3 separate regions of the Homo sapiens genome follow, and all the other regions are linked to region 2. A link is a loop called in an ENCODE intact Hi-C map of the cell type or tissue named here. Cell type or tissue: heart right ventricle. All regions are shown on one strand. Each heading gives the region's core, and the rest is flanking DNA. Links, peaks and the distances in the headings are about the cores only.

Region 1 (5,307 bases), core at 136-5,135, 77 kb after region 2:
AAAATTCTTTTTTTTTTTTTTTTTTTTTTTTTAAGAAAACAGCCTTGCTTTGTCACCCAGGCTGGAGTGCAGTGCAGTGGTGCAGTCTCAGCTTACTGTAACCTCCGCCTCCCATGTTCAAGCAATTCTCCTGCCTCAACCTTCCGAGTAGCTGGGATCACAGGCGCCCGCCACCATGCTCGGCTAATTTTTGTATTTTTAGAAGAGCCAGGGTTTCACCATGTTGGCCAGGCTGGTCGCGAACTCCTGACCTCAAATGATCCACCCGCCTCGGCCTCCCAAAGTGCTGGGATTACAGGCATGAGCCACCGTGCCTGGCCCCAAAAGTCTTACTATTTCTTGGATTATACAATAACTTTGAGGATGTGAAGCAAGCTATGAACCACCATCCAAGGAAAATGCACGTAGGTCTTGTCATGGACTTTTGTATCCCTTTCCCTGTCTTCTGGTTTCTGTAGCTCCAATTTTTCTTTTAGGAACTGTTCCTCTTCCATTCTGTGTGAAGTAGTGGTGCTGCCAATCAGTATGCTCCGCCTTCCCTTGGTGACAAGGGTTGGGCATGTGATCCACTCTGTCCAATCAGAGAAGCCTGTTCTCCTAGCCCTATTGTTTCAGGAATAGGCATGTGATTTAAAGCAGCCAATCAGGGAAAGACAACTCAGGGAGGCGTGACATACTTTCCTTAAGAATACTGACCAGTTTGGGCAGGGTGGCTCATGCCTGTAATCCCAGCACTTTGGGAGTCCCAGGCGGGCAGATCACGAGACCAGGAGTTTGAGACCAGCCTGGCCAACATGGTGAAACCTCATCTCTACTAAAAATACAAAGTTAGCCGGGTGTGGTGGCACACACCTGTAGCCCTAACTCGGGAGGCTGAGGCAGGAAAATTGGTTGTACCCGGGAGGCGGAGGTTACAGTGAGCAGAGATCATGCCACTGCACTCCAGCCTGGGCAATCAAGAGAGGCTTCATCTCAAAAAAAAAAAAACAAAAAAAAAAACAGGGCTGGGCACAGTGGCTCAAGCCTGTAATCCCAGCACTTTGGGAGGCCGAGGCAGGTGGATCACCTGAGTTCGGGAGTTCGAGACCAGCCTGACCAAAGTGGAGAAACCCCATCTCTACTAAAAATATAAAATTAGCTGGGCGTGGTGGCGCATGCCTGTAATCCCAGCTACTCAGGAGGCTGAGACAGGAGAATCACTTGAACCCGGGAGGTGGAGGTTGCCGTGAGCCGAGATCACACCATTGCACTCCAGCCTGGGCAACAAGAGCAAAAACTTTGTCTCAAAAAAAAAAAAAAAAACTAACCTGGAGAAAAAGTAAAGGTTAGACTCTCTGTAGATGTTTTTTTTTCTGCCAAGTAGAAAGAATCAGTCTGAAGAATGGAGCCCAACAAAGCAGAAATGTGTCTAATTAGTGAACACTTGAATCTAGTCATCAATGAAATCTGGTCTTCTGGTTACTTGAGCCACTAAATTCACCTTTGCTTTTGCCCAAGCTGCTGGAGGTAGGCTCCTGTTCTTTGGTATGTGCACACACAGAACTCGGCCTCCACTTTCCAGAAGTGCTAACTATGAGCCCAGACCTGCCTTGTATGTTAAGAGCCCCCTCTGTGAGCGGTGCCCATTATGAATTTGAAAAATGATCATCTATTCTAAAACATTCAAACACATCTTGCTGCTGCATTTGGGGCAGCAATACTTGCTTCTTCATGTTGGCACCGTTTCTGCCTGTCAGCAACTTGGAAACCATACTGAAAATACAGGCCGGAGGGCATGTAGCTTAAGAGAAAACAAGTCTCATGGGTGTGTTACAATGTAGGAAATGCTAGCGAAAGTGTCTACCAGAGGATAGAGAGGTTAAAGTTCGGCCACCCTCTTTTTCTTTATATATAATGGGTGAGAGTTGGAGGTGGGAAAGGGAGAAAGAGAATCCCACCCAAACCAAAGAGGATGTTTGGACAAGTTAATCTGCGGAAAGCTCTAGAAATTTGATGCAGGGTGATGAAAAAGCTGTGGCATGATAACATCTAGTGTTTGATTAAGCCTTTCCTCTAGGCTGGATGTCATACTTAGCACTTTACATACATTGTAGCAATTCTAGTGGGTACTATTGTTATTCCCATCTTACAGATGATGAAACTAACACTGAGAGGAGTTAGAAACTTGCCCAAGGGTCCTGCTGGTAGAGCCAGGATTTGACATCAGGGCATTCTGAACCCTATATTTGCTAACCACTATGCCCTTCCTTTCTAGCTAAAGACCTGGGTTTGAATCTAGCTCTGTTACTTGCTGGTTGAGTGACCTTGAGCAAATCAACCTCTTTGAGCCTGTTGCCTCATGTAGAAAATTCAGGGAGTAGGCCGGGCGTGGTGGCTCACACCTGTAATCCCAGCACTTGGGAGGCCGAGGCAGGCAGATCACAGGGTCAAGAGATCGAGACCATCCTGGCTAACCAACATGGTGAAACCCCATCTCTACTAAAAATACAAAAATTAGGTGGGCGCAGTGGTGCATGCCTGTAGTCCCAGCTACTCAGGAGGCTGAGGCAGGAGAATCACTTGAACCCGGGAGGCAGAGGTTGCAGTGAGCCAAGATCGAGCCACTGCACTCCAGCCCAGGCAACAGAGCAAGACTCTGTCTCAAAAAAAAAAAAAAAAAAGAAGAAGACAGAAAGAAAGAAGGAAGGAAGGAAGGAAGGGAAAATTCAGGGATTATACTAAATAATTTGTTTTCTCTCTTTCAACTCTAACATTTCAAAAATTATAATATCCCCAATCCCCCAAACTAGGATTTGTATTCCTGGCTTGAACTTTTTTCGCTCAAGACCCTATAGATTGGTTTTCCCATGGATTTCGGATCAAAAGCTTCCTTTGAATTATGTATTCCTTTGAAACGGATTCAAATGCAGGGGGATCTGAAAAGACTTCATCCTTGCTGAGTGAATCAGCATCCCGTGAACACAGGTGACAAGTTCTGACCCATCCCTTCACTGTCTGATAAGCCCAAAGGTCATGCTCTGGACTCAAACCTACTCTTCCTTCTTCCTGCCCATTTTGTGGGTTTTCTGATAAGGTGCCCTAAGGCAGCTGTAACACTGTTTTCTCTCCCTACAAACACAGTCCCCAGGGCGTGCACTCTGCCTGCAAACTTCCCAGCTGCTTCCAGCTCTCCCTCTGCCCACAGCCCTTTATTGCTGCATTCCAACAAATTAGCCATGTGACAGATTATTTTTAACTTCAATAGAGCAGCTCCCTCTCTTTTAATATATCATGCTTGGCCCACATTCCCTCGGTGAAAAGGGCACCATCGGCTACTTCTGAGAACTTTTAATTACTCCAATTGTTTGCAAAACTCTCTTAGAAGCTTGGGAAAAAAATATTGCAAGCTACAGTTCTGATTACAAGAAGAAAAGAAAATACATTTCTTTCTCCGTTCCTCTCCAGTCCCCTTACTCTCCAGTTTTCTTATTTAGTGGAGACCTGGGAATTTTCCAGGTCTTCTCAAATCCCCTCTACCCCCCTGCCACCCATTATCTAAGAGCAGGTTTTTTTAAGTATAAGTCCATCTCGAAAAAAGCTAAAGAAAAAAAGTAATAAAGTGCAAATCTAATTGGGAGGAAGGGAGGGCAGTTTCCTGAGTAACAGAGACCCCCACCCCGATCCCACACAGAACCCTAGCAGGTGAAGGATGGCAGCTCCCAAAGCACTGAATGCCCAGCCATCCTAGGTCTTGGAAGTCTCCAAGAGGGTCCTGGAGGTTGAGCTTGACACTGAGGTTGAACCTTCTATCTTGAAGTCAACTGCACGTAAACAATGAGCATCTCAGTAACCACCGCATGGGCCAAAGGCCCTTCTCCAAGTTTTCTGAACTTTCTAAATCCCAGATACTTCTCTAATTTCTTTTTCTTTCTTTCTTTTTTTTCTTTTCTTTTTTTTTTTTTTTTTTTTTTGAGATAGAGATGGAGTTTCGCTTTTTCGCCCAGGCTGGAGTGCAATGGCGCCATCTCAGCTCACTGCAACCTCTGCCTCCCGGGTTCAATCGATTCTCCTGCCTCAGCCTCCCGAGTAGCTGTGATTACAGGCGCCCACCATCACGCTCAGCTAATTTTTGTATTTTTAATAGAGACGAGGTTTCACTATGTTGGCCAGGCTGGTCTTGAACTCCTGACATCAGGTGATCCACCCACCTCGGCCCACAGGCATGAGCCACTGCACCTGGCCCATATAGTGTTCTATTGCTAATGTAAAATAAAAAAATAAAAGGAGGGGAGAAAATATAAATGTGTTATTTTATTTTTAAAATTTTTTTGGAGACAGAGTCTCATCCTGTCATCCAAGCTGGAGTGCACTGGCACGATCTCAACTCACTGCACTTTCCACCTCCCGGGTTCAAGAGATTCTCATGCTTCAGCCTCCCAAGTAGCTGGGACTACAGGCATGCGCCACCACACCTGGGTAATTTTTTGTATTTTAGTAGAGACGGAGTTTCACTACATTGGCCAGGCTGGTCTTGAACTCCTGAGCTCAGGCAATCTACCCGCCTCTGCCTCCCAAAGTGCTAGCATTATAGGCGTGAGCCACCATGCTGGGCCTGTAAAGACAAGCCTGGCCAACATGATGAAACCCTGTCTCTACTAAAAATATTTAAAACATGTTATTTTAAACATGTACAAAATATCTATCTAGGGGAAGGTATTCTAGGAACTGGTAGAACTGGGGAAGGGAACTGGGCAACTGGACAACATAGATGGGGAAACAAATTTCACTTTATACTCTTTGTATCCTCAGAATTTTTAAATTATGTGAATGCATAACCTAATCCAGTATAATTACATTTTTTTTAAGTTGAAAGGAATATTTGGCAGTATTTCCAAGCACCTGGGCCCTCGAGATATGAGAAACGCCCACCATTTATGAATTGGGGCAGGAGGAAAGGGCCAGATCCCAGCTGTCACTCACTGTAGTCATGAACCGAAGCCATAGCATCACTATAGTAAGATAAAAGAGGTACCAAGAGGACAGGAGGAAACAAAATCAGTCTTGAGTCACATATGGGCATCATGGGTATTTATAAAAGGCTTAGACGGTTCCTTCCTAAATTTGAATTTATGTCAAGAGATAATCATTTCAGGAAGTGTGAGTTCCTCTCTTCAAACTGTTTTGGACAATCCCATTCTGATATGAGCTGCATAGAGCCAAGCTCATTTATAGGGAACATCTGTGTGGGAGGAAGGGGGGGAGTGGAAGAGCATAGAAAAGAGACCTCCTGAAGCTGAACTTGGACACCTCTTGTGTCTTTTCCTGGTT
Region 2 (5,307 bases), core at 126-5,125:
TTAGGAGTTCAACACCAGCCTGGCCAACATGGTGAAACCCCATCTCTACTAAAAACAAAATAGCCAGGCATGGTGGCACATGCCTGTAGTCCCAGCTACTCAGGAGGCTGAGGCAGGAGAATCACTTGAACCCGGGAGGCAGAGGTTGCAGTGAGCGGAGACCGCAACACTGCACTCCAGCCTGGGCAACAGAGCAAGACTCCATCTCAAAAAAATAAATAAATAAACAAAAATACAAATCGTTTCCACTCTACATTCTCCATTGTTTTCCCATCACCCTTGCAATAAAATCCCAACTCATTCCCATGGCAAGCAAAGCCCACTGTGACCTTGCTTCGCCTACCTCTCCCATCTCATCTCTCATCTCCCCGGCCTCACTCTGCGCTGGCCACATGCGTTTCTTCTGTTCCTCAAGCAAACCAACTTGTTCCAACCCCAGAACCTTTGCAGCAGCTCTTTCCTCTGCCTGGAGCTCTCCTTCTCCAAATGAAGGTTTCAGCTCCAATCCTGCTTTCTTAGGGACATCTCTGATGATGTTCCTGCCACCATCACATGGATCATGTCAACTTATTTTATGTTCATTTTTGCACTTGTCGCTACCTAAAATCATCTGGTACCTTGTGTGCGTTATTCACCAAGTACCCCCGGTGCCTAGAATTCTGTCTGGCACATGGCAGGCACACAATATGTGTTTATTTAATTGAGCCCCTTTGACTCGTCATTGATGTCTAAGTCAATGACCTTCAGGATCAAGTCTGTCTTCGTATGAGAGCGTCTAACATGTAAGTGTCTAGACAGTCATTTTATTTTTGGTATTTTTGGCAAAGTGAGTTGCTTCTGGAAAACCAGACAACGCCTGTCTCCCTAGAGTCTCATCCAAAGCTGTGCCACCTCTTCTTCAATCTGCCAAGACTCGCACTGCCTGGCCCCTCCATCAGAAAGAGGCATGGATAAGACAAAGATTTTACAAATCTTACTGGAGCATTCTACTGAAAAATAGGCATGCCACTGGATTGGACCCTTCAACCAGAGGCGGCCAGAGCTAGCAAGAGCTTGTGCTCCTCAGCGGGTTGAACACATGGGATTAATTCAGGCAGGAGCCAGGCGAGAAATGCCGGCCCCTGCAGAGTGCTAAAGAAGAGGAATTTTAAGATCCAGACTGAACAGAAAGCTGTTGTGAGGGTGGGGATTAGGAGTGATGAAGAGAGGTGGGAAGGACTTACTGCCTTAACCCAAGGGATCTGAATCTACTAGGGTTGATATTAAATGTTTAATCTGGGGCCAGGCACAGTGGCTCTTGCCTATAATCCCAGCACTTTGGGAGGCTGAGATGTGAGGATCACTTAAGGCCACGAGTTAGAGACTAGCCTGGTCAACATAGTGAGACAACCATCTCTATTTTAAAAAAAAAATTATTATATTTTTTTTGAGATGGAGTCTTGCTCTGTTGCCCAGGAGTGCAATGGTGCAATCTTGGCTCACTGCAACCTCCACCTCCCAGGTTTAAATGATTCTCCTGCCTCAGCCTCCCGAGTAGCTGGGATTACAGGCACCTGACACCACGCCCAGCTAATTTTTTAATTTTTTAGTAGAGACGGGGTTTCGCCATGTTGGCCAGGCTGGTTTCGAACTCCTGACCTCAGGTGATCCACCCATGTTGGCCTCCCAAAGTACTGGGATTACAGGTGTGAGCCACCATGCCCAGCCTATTTTTTAAAATTTTTTAAAGTTTAAATAAAATTTAACAAATAAAAATTTAATTTGGGGCATTTACATGTGTGAGTGTGTGTGTGTGTGTGTGTGAGTGTGTGTGTGTGAGAGTGTGTGTGTGTGTGTGTGTGTTTTAGAGAACTGGTCTGTAGTTTTTTATCAGGTTTGCAATAGGATCTGTGTCCCAAAAGGTTAAGAACCACAGTTCTGGAAGGCATGCAATTAGGCTAGCAAATCATCTCCATCCTAAACATGACCTGAACTGAAACAATCAAGAGAAAGGAAAAGTGCTTCATGCTCCAAAGAAAACAAAAGCCACTTCCAACAGGAATTGGCTGTCACATTCTCTGCACTTGGAAAAAAAAATCAACAGAGCATCCGCCCAGCCTGCCCAAGGCCCATCCCTTAAGCCCAGGTCCCCAGGGAAGGCAGTGAGCTTTTGTTTTCCAGTCTGTGGGCAACTGGCTGGGCAAAGAGCCAGTGGGGAGAGATCTCGATGGAAGAAAATACAGCGATGTGCCGAGTCGAGTGGGCTGGAAGCACCCGAAGGTGGGCCCTGGCTGATGCCGGGACAGAGATGCTGCGATGACCCATCGCAGGAGGAGCCATGTGCTGGCTGCTGCCTTCTCTCCTTCTCTCTTGACTTTGCTCCAGCCAGGATGTTGGGCCTGCTTTTCTCTCTTGGTGCTCCGGGCACCTCAGTATTAATCATGGGCCTCAGTGTTTTTCTAAGTAGATTTTTGGACCCTTCATGGTTGGCAAGTCCATGTTTCTCCCTGGGGCCACCCGTGCTATCAGATCAGAGCACCTGCCTATATTTAAGGTTGTGTCACGTTTGGTTTTCGGCGAACACTCCCTTCGCCTGGCCCTTCTTGCCTTTGTAAGAGAAGGACCTAGGACATGGCAAATGTCCCAGTGAACGCTGGAAGGAGCCCTGAGAGCAAGCGGGAGGGCCCGGAGCCAGCGTGCTGCGCCAGCACTCCGTGTAACCTCCAGGGAGGGCGCAGTCCACACATGTCCTGGCTTCCGAGAGGCAGGCCCTGGGTGTCAGCTCACAGCCATCCGCTCCAGCTCAGCCTCTCCAGCAGCCCCAGGGATTCTCACTGGGCCTGGAGTTGTTGTTTTTCTGTGTTTGCATATATGTCCTATCTTTACAGGAAACCAGGGGGATTCCTGGTTTCCTTCCCCAAATCTGTTTCTCCTCCAAGCTTTCTTATCTCAATAAACAGTGCCTTCATCACCCAGGTGCTCATCTTTCAGGTCCCAGCTGAAGCAGCACCTCCTCCTTGGAAAGATCCTCCCAAGCACCAGATCTGAAGTGACCCCATCACCCACCCACACACCAAGATACCCTCCTTCATGCCAGCCTGTTTGTTGATCACATTCTGTAATTATTTCATTTTTCTGTCTGTCTCCTCACTCAAAATGTAGAGCTGGCTGGGCACAGGGGCTCACGAATGTAGTCCCAGCACTTTGGGAGGCCGAGGTAGGTGGGAGGATCGCTTGAGCCCAGGGGTTTGAGACCAGCCTGGGCAATATAGTGAGACCCTGTCTCTACAAAAAAGAAAATTAAAAAATTAGCCTGAAGTGGTGGCATGGGCCTGTAGTCCCAGCTACTGGGGAGGCTGGGGTGGGAGGATCGCTTGAGCCCAGCAGGTCAAGGTTGCAGTGAGCTGTGATCACGCCACTGCACTCCAGCCTGGGCGACAGAGGAAGACCTTGCTCAAAAAATAAAAAAATAAAAAATAAAAAGTAGAGTCTATGAGGATGGGAACAGCTGGACATACTGTGTTTGTTTCTTTCGATTCACTCTCCAGCCCTCTCCCCTCCTGCCTACAGCTCAGGAGGCTGACCAATGGGGACTGTGCCTCGGGGGTCTCTGCAGACTCCTGGGTCGCCCACGCGCAGTTCCCATCCACGGAGGATCCCCAAGCTCCCAACTCCAAAGGCTTCCGGTTTGTGTCCCCTAAGGGGAGGCACAAGTAGGAGATGAGAGAGTGGAGGACAATGAGGCCAGGATGGCTCCCTCCCTGCTGTGGACCCTGCCCGCTCCCTCTGCTGCAACCCTTACCAGGCTCTAGTAACCACTTTCTCCCCTTGCCTGTCTGGGCAGTAACAGCTGCCATGTGTCACCAACCCTGAAATGCTTCACCATGCCTTCAACTAGTTCCTCTCTGCCCTGCACACATGGCTGCAAATGTCCCTTCATGAAACTCTCCTCAACGACCCTTTTTGAATGTGCCATTTGTTACCTGTCAGGAGCCTGGGGATGGTTCTGATCAATACTGGGGCCACGTCTGACTCATACAGTGTTTCCCAGCAACGTGCTGGGGAATGTCTGGCGTGTCTTAGGTACTTAATGCGTGTGTTTTGAATACATAAATCAATGATAAAGATATTGTGATTTTATTTACATTTTTATTAAGAAAGAATTTATGGGTCGGGTGTGGTGGCTCACACCTGTAATCCCAGCACTTTGGGAGGCCGAGGCAGGTGGATCACTTGAGGTCAGGAGTTTGAGACCAGCCTGGCCAACATGGGGAAACCCCGTCTCTACTAAAAATGCAAAAATTGTCTGGGCATGGTGATGTGCGCCTGTAGTCCCAGCCACTCAGGAGGCTGAGGTGGGAGGATGGTTTGAGCCCAGGAGGCGGAGGTTGCAGTAAGCTGAGATCGCATCACTGCACTCCAGTCTGGATGACAGAGCAGGACTCCATCTCAAAAAAAAAAAAAAAAAAAAGAATTTATGCACCACAAAATTCACCCTTTTAAAGTATACAATTTAGTGTTTTTCAGTGTATTCACAAACATATGAGATGAGACCATTACCACTGTCTAATTTCATCCCCTCAAAAAGGAACTCTGTGCCCTTTGGCAGTGACTCCCCACATCTCCCCTCCCCCTGCACCCGGAAACAACTTATCTACCTTCTGTCTCTATGAACTTGCCTATTTTGGACTTTTCATTCCAATGGAAGTTACAGTATGTGGTCATTTGTGTCTGGCTTCTTTCACTTAGGCACAGTATTCTTAAGGTTCACCCATGGTGGGGCATGTATCAATACTTGATTTCTTTTTATAGCTGAATAACATTCCAGTATATAGAGACAACACACTTTGTTTACCCATTCATCAGGTGATAGACGTTTGGGTCATTTCCGCCCCTTTGGGCTATTATGAGTAAGCTGCTATGAACATCGGCATACTTGTTTTTGTGTGAGCATGTTTTCAATACTCTTGGGTACATATCTAAGAGTGGAATTGCTGGGTCACATGGTAACTCTATGTTTAACTTTTTGAGGAAGCATACTGTGTTTTCCATGGGGCTACCCAGTACTTTCTTTATCCTGTGGTCCCAGTTATTGGCATCTGCATGGAAAAGAACCCAAACAGACAAGGATGTGAATCAAAGGAAGGCTCAACACTGCAGGTCCACTCCAAGGTATACATCCAGGAGACATTCTTGCACACACAAACCAGGCTATAAACGCAGTAATGCTCATAGTAGTATTGTTGGCAAAAAACAAAAAAAAACAAAAAAAAAAACCAATGACCTAATGTCCATTAACAGTAGATTGAGGTGGGTGTGGTGGTTCAC
Region 3 (5,307 bases), core at 153-5,152, 49 kb before region 2:
CAGTCTTGAAAAGCTTGATGTAAGATTAAAAAAAAAAAAATCACCAGCATCCTTAATTGTGTACACATTTGTTGAGTGCTTACTATACGCAGACACTGGAGACTCAATGATGGAGAGAAAACGTTCCTATCTTTCTGAGCAATGCAGTCTGCATAAGAAGGCATTGTTGGCCAGCACAATGGCTCACACCTGTAATCCCAGCACTTTGGGAGGCAGAGGCAGGCGATCACTTGAGGTCAGGAGTTCAAGACCAGCCTGGACAACATGATGAAACCCCATCTCTACCAAAAATACAAAAAAATAGCTGGGCGTGGTGGCACATGCCTGTAATCCCAGCTACTCGAGGGGCTGAGGCAGGGGAATCGCTTGAGCCCGGGAGGTGGAGGTTGCAGTGAGCTGAGGTCACACCATTGCACTCCAGCCTGGACAACAAAGTGAGACTCTGTCTCAGAAAAAAAGAAAAACAAAGAAGTAATTGCTCTATCTAGTCTGTGGGTAGCATCAAATGACTGAGTTAGGAAAGATTTTCTCCATCTGATAATACTTAGAGGGGTGGTTCTCCAAGTGGGGTGATGTTCCCCGCAGGGGACATTTGGCAATGTCTGCAGACATTTTTGAATGTCACTTCTGGGGGGCGGGGGAGGAGTGCTTCGGGCACCTAGTGGTAGAGGTCAGGATAGTAAACATCCGACAAAGTACAGAACACCTCCTAAAACAAAGAATTATGTGGCTCAAATATCAATAGCGCTGAGATGGATAAACTCTGACTTAGACCATCAGGATTCTTTCTTGGAAGTTACAGAGTTACGTTTCATGGTGGGAATGGGGAGGGAGTGTCCCACAAGGAGATGGCAGCCTTGCAGAGACGTGAGTGCAGGAGGGAAAAGGATTTACCTGGGTGATCGGGAAGCTTGTTAGGCAAAACTATGGGTGGAGACAGTCCCAATTTACTGAGAATGCTACTCCAAACGTTAATTTGTAAATTGCTTCTTTGGCATATCTTGGATCCCTTCCATGCCTCCTTCCAGAAGGAGACCATATGTTAAAAATGAAAGGCTCTGGAGATAAAATCAAAAGACCTGGGTTGAATCTCAACTTCATAATCATGAAAATCATTTTACTTTTCTAAGCCTCAGTTCCCACTTTTGAGAAGTGGGGATGCAAATGCTACCCCTCCCACTGCTGAGAAGAGAACAGTTGTTTGGGCTGCTTGGCTCTGGATACAGGCTCATGTGTAACTCTGACATTGTATGTTTATAACATATCAATAAATGAAAAGGGTGGTTATAAAGCAGTACATATTGTATGCATCCAATTTTTGTTCAATGTGAATGTCTGCTGAGAAAATAGTCGGGAAGTAATTATATCAAACAGCTAACATAAATTGTTCTTGAATGGCCAGAAACAAAAACCAAACCAAAACACGAACCAATATATTACCTTTGGTATTAGATAATAAATACATGTTATTGAAATTCATAAAAGTTATCTTTTTCAAAAGAGATTTTATGATATGAGAAATACTTAGGATGTAATTTAAGCAAAAACAAAAGCAAGTTAGAAATTGCATGAACTTGCCAGACAAGGCTCATGCCTGTAATCCCAGAACTTTGGGAAGGAGGATTGCTTGAGGCCAGAGTTCGAGACCAGCCTGGACAACACAGTGAGACCCCACCTCTAAAAAAATGAAAAAGAAATTAGCCAAGTATGGCAGCATACATCTGTAGTCCAGCTACTTGGGAGGCTGAAGCTGGAGGATCACTTGAGCCTAGAAGGTCAAGGCTGCAGTGAGCCATAATCATATCACTGCACTCCAGCCTGGGTGACAGAGTAAGACCTTGCCTCAAAAAAAAAAAAAAAGGGGTTGCACAGGCTTGCACTGTTCAACATGGTAGTCACCAGCCCCACGTGCCTACTGAACACTTGAATGTGGCTAACTCTGAATTCAGATGTGCAAGCATGTAAAATATCTCATTTTTAATTTAATAATCATAAAAATTGCTAAATGTTTATATTGATTATATGATAAAATGATATTGTTGAAATATTTGGTTGAATATAATATATTGTGCAGTGGCTCATGCGTGTAATCCCAGCACTGTGGGAGACCAGGGCGGGCGGATCACCTGAGGTCAGGAGTTTGAGACAAGCCTGACCAACATGGCGAAACCCCGTCTCTACTAAAAATATAAAAATTCAGCCAGGTATGGTGGCAGGCACCTGTCATCCCAGCTACTCAGGAAGTTAAGGCAGAAGAATCGCTTGAACCCAGAGGTTGCAGTGAGTCAAGATCATGCCACTACACTACAGCCTGGGTGAGACTCCATCTCAAAAAAAAAAAAAAAAAAAAAAAAAAAAAAAAAAAATATATATATATATATATATATATATACACACACACACACATACACACACACACAATTTCACCTGTTTTTATTTTTCTTTAATGAGGCTTCTGAAGCATTTTAAATTACATATATGGTTCACACCTGTGGTTTGCATATTTCCTTTGAATAGTGCTGATATAGACTGCAGAAACTTGACTATATAATGAAAAAATACAGAGAAAAAAAATAGAATGGAAAAATACCAAACTCATCACTGTGATAAAGTTTAAACGATAGGATTATAGGTGATTTTTTCTGCTTCTTTGCATTTTTCTGCACTTTCAAATATTCTACGGGGTCCAGATCTCCCTGTGATAATTTGGAAAAGGGCAAAAGGAGTCTAGAATCTCTCCTGTACTCCTGGGGCAAAAACTATTCTTCCTTAAAAAGATTACATCTTATGGGGACTGTTATTTTGTGAATTAAAAAATGGGGTGCCAGCTAGTCTCCATGGTTCTGGGTATGACGGAGAAGGTCCCACATTCTGATCCCTGCTCTGGGCGAGGAGGGGCATCTTCCTCCTGCCTTCCCCACAGAGAAGGAACCAAGGGTATGAGAACTATGAGAAGCAGCTCCGTGGATGCTCAGAACATCCCTGGGCAAGGAAGTGAGTCATCCGGTGAGTCAGCCCCGCCGCCCTGCTTTCATTCTTGGGATTGTTCCATGTCACTGCTCCTCTCTGTTACCCTTTCCCCCCCACCCCCGCATCACATGTGTGGTCTCAAGGCAGCCCAGGCAAATCGCACTAAGAAGGGCTCCTGGGTGCTCAGCACCTAAAGTGGGTCATTCATGGCACTGCCTGCGGTCACCCACAAGCTCGCCTCTTACTCTCATGTCAACTCATCCGGCAAAGGTGTTATTAGCATTCCCATTTCACAGATGAGAAAACGAGACAGAGAGAGGAGAAATACTTGGCCAAGGGCTCACAGGTAGGAACAGACTGGGTCCTGAGATTCAAGTTCAGGCTGATTCCAAAGCATGTGTTTCCTAGAACTTTCATCTAGGTCTGCCACAAACAGGACTGGGAAGTAATATATTTTTTTTTTTTTTGAGACGGAGTCTTGCTCTGTCGCCCAGGCTGGAGTGCAGTGGCGCGATCTCGGCTCACTGCAAGCTCTGCTTCCTGGGTTCACGCCATTCTCCTGCCTCAGCCTCCCGAGTAGCTGGGACTACAGGCGCCCGCCACCACGCCCGGCTAATTTTTTTGTATGTTTAGTACAGACGGGGTTTCACGTGTTAGCCAGGATGGTCTTCATCTCCTGACCTCGTGATCCACCCGCCTCGGCCTCCTAAAGTGCTGGGATTACAGGCGTGAGCCATCGCGCCCGGCCAAGACTGGGAAGTAATTAACTTGTGTCTTCCAAGCCTCCATTGCCCTAGATTTCAGGAGCCTGAGACCTTCATAAGGTCTGATCGCTCTCTTACAAAACAGGTCTCTGGGAAAGAGTCTAAGAATCTGATATCAGACATTTACAACGAAGTATGAATTTAGGCCCATCATTACTCCTTCGGTGAAAACCTGCAATGTGAAGTCTTATTCCAATTGTGGGGTGAAAGACTAAAAGGAATGTCTACCACTGGAATACACACTGGGGAGATGTCTGGGGAAGAAAGGGCGTGTGCTTAGAGCTACTCTCTGTTGAACCGGACCAGGAGCCACCCTGGGCCATCTGCTCGGGAACGCAGTCTTGCTTCCAGTTTACTAAACCAGGTGGGTGGGGCCAAGGCCCAGGAAGCAGACGCTCATGTGATGTAGCTGCCACAAGAATCCCACCCCCTACAGATTCCTCCAGTGGAGAGTCACACCTAGGGATTAAGCATTTCCCTTTCTTTTCAACCTTTTGATTTTTTGGTAATTTAATGTTTTTATAGGTAATCTGTTCACATGGTTCAAAAATTATATACATTACACACACACACACACACACACAATTTTCTTTCTCTTTCCCTTACCAAGTCCTCCTTCTCCCTAATTCTTATCCCACTCCCACAGTCTCTGATGTTATTAGTTTCTTGTGTATCTTTCCAGAGTTTCTTTATGCATATACAATAAATGCACACATGCACACACAGCCACCCTTCTTTTTATACAAAAGTTTCAGGCTCTTTTTACAAAAGTAAAAATGCTACAGGGAAGAACACATTGCAATAAACACTTGAATTTAAAGGAATCTAGCCGGGCACAGTGGCTCACATCTGTAATCCCAGCACTTTGGGAGGCCAAGGCGGGCAGATCACCTGAGGTCGGGAGTTGGAGACCAGCCTGACCAACATGGAGAAACCCCGTCTCTACTAAAAACACAAAATTAGCCAGGCGTGGTGGCGCATGCCTGTAATCCCAACTACTTGGGAGGGTGAGACAGGAGAATTGCTTGAACCCGGGAGGCAGAGGTTGCTGTGAGCCGAGATTGCACTGCTGCACTCCAGCATGGGCAAGAAGAGCAAAACTCTGTCTCAAAAAAAAAAAAAAAAAAAAAAAAAAAAAAAAAGGAATCTATAGGTATTTTCTTTCTGGGGCCACTAACTAGGCCCCAGTTTTTTTTTCAGCTTTTGCGTTTTTAATGTCAGGTTTAATAATGCATAATGTACATGCAGTAAAATGTATCCTTTTTAGTGGGCAGTTCTGCAAGTTGTCACAAATGTATACAGTCTCACAGCCACTACTATGATCAAGATGCAAAAGGGCCCGGCGCAGTGGCTCACGCCTGTAATCCCAGCACTTTGGGAGGCCGAGGTGGGTGGGTCACATGAGGCCAGGAATTCGAGACCAGCCTGACCAATGTGGTGAAACCCCATCTCTACTAAAAATACAAAAATTAGCCGGGCATGGTGGCGCATGCCTGTAATTCCAGCTATTTGAGAGGCTGAGGCAGGAGAATTGCTTGAACCCAGGAGGTGGAGGTTGCAGTCAGCCAAGATC

The links. Peaks named below come from ENCODE experiments on the same cell type or tissue, not always from the same donor. Only the 100,000 strongest peaks of a DNase experiment are listed, where the experiment ranks them.
Region 1: it touches region 2 in a loop (2.1-fold over the local background); 23 of 110 quality-filtered maps call a loop at or near these places.
Region 3: a loop joins it to region 2, with 2.9 times the contacts of the local background. A loop is called at or near these places in 7 of 110 quality-filtered maps.

What each region holds. Positions count from the first base shown.
Region 1 is chr16:69,402,399-69,407,705 of GRCh38, reverse strand. No RefSeq gene overlaps it. Among named protein-coding and RNA genes, the nearest start is that of TERF2, 19 kb to the right of the region's middle. In heart right ventricle, for the core only: no CTCF peak of the experiment used is centred there; no DNase peak of the experiment used is centred there; H3K4me3 peaks cover 498 bases; H3K27ac peaks cover 2,992 bases.
Region 2 is chr16:69,479,586-69,484,892 of GRCh38, reverse strand. No RefSeq gene overlaps it. Among named protein-coding and RNA genes, the nearest start is that of CYB5B, 58 kb to the right of the region's middle. In heart right ventricle, for the core only: a CTCF peak has its summit at 2,717; DNase peaks (open chromatin) are centred at 2,182 and 2,652; H3K4me3 peaks cover 1,006 bases; H3K27ac peaks cover 2,814 bases.
Region 3 is chr16:69,528,545-69,533,851 of GRCh38, reverse strand. No RefSeq gene overlaps it. Among named protein-coding and RNA genes, the nearest start is that of MIR1538, 35 kb to the left of the region's middle. RefSeq lists enhancers at 2,892-3,186, 2,766-3,475, 2,745-3,944, 3,932-4,226. In heart right ventricle, for the core only: no CTCF peak of the experiment used is centred there; a DNase peak (open chromatin) is centred at 3,021; H3K27ac peaks cover 990 bases.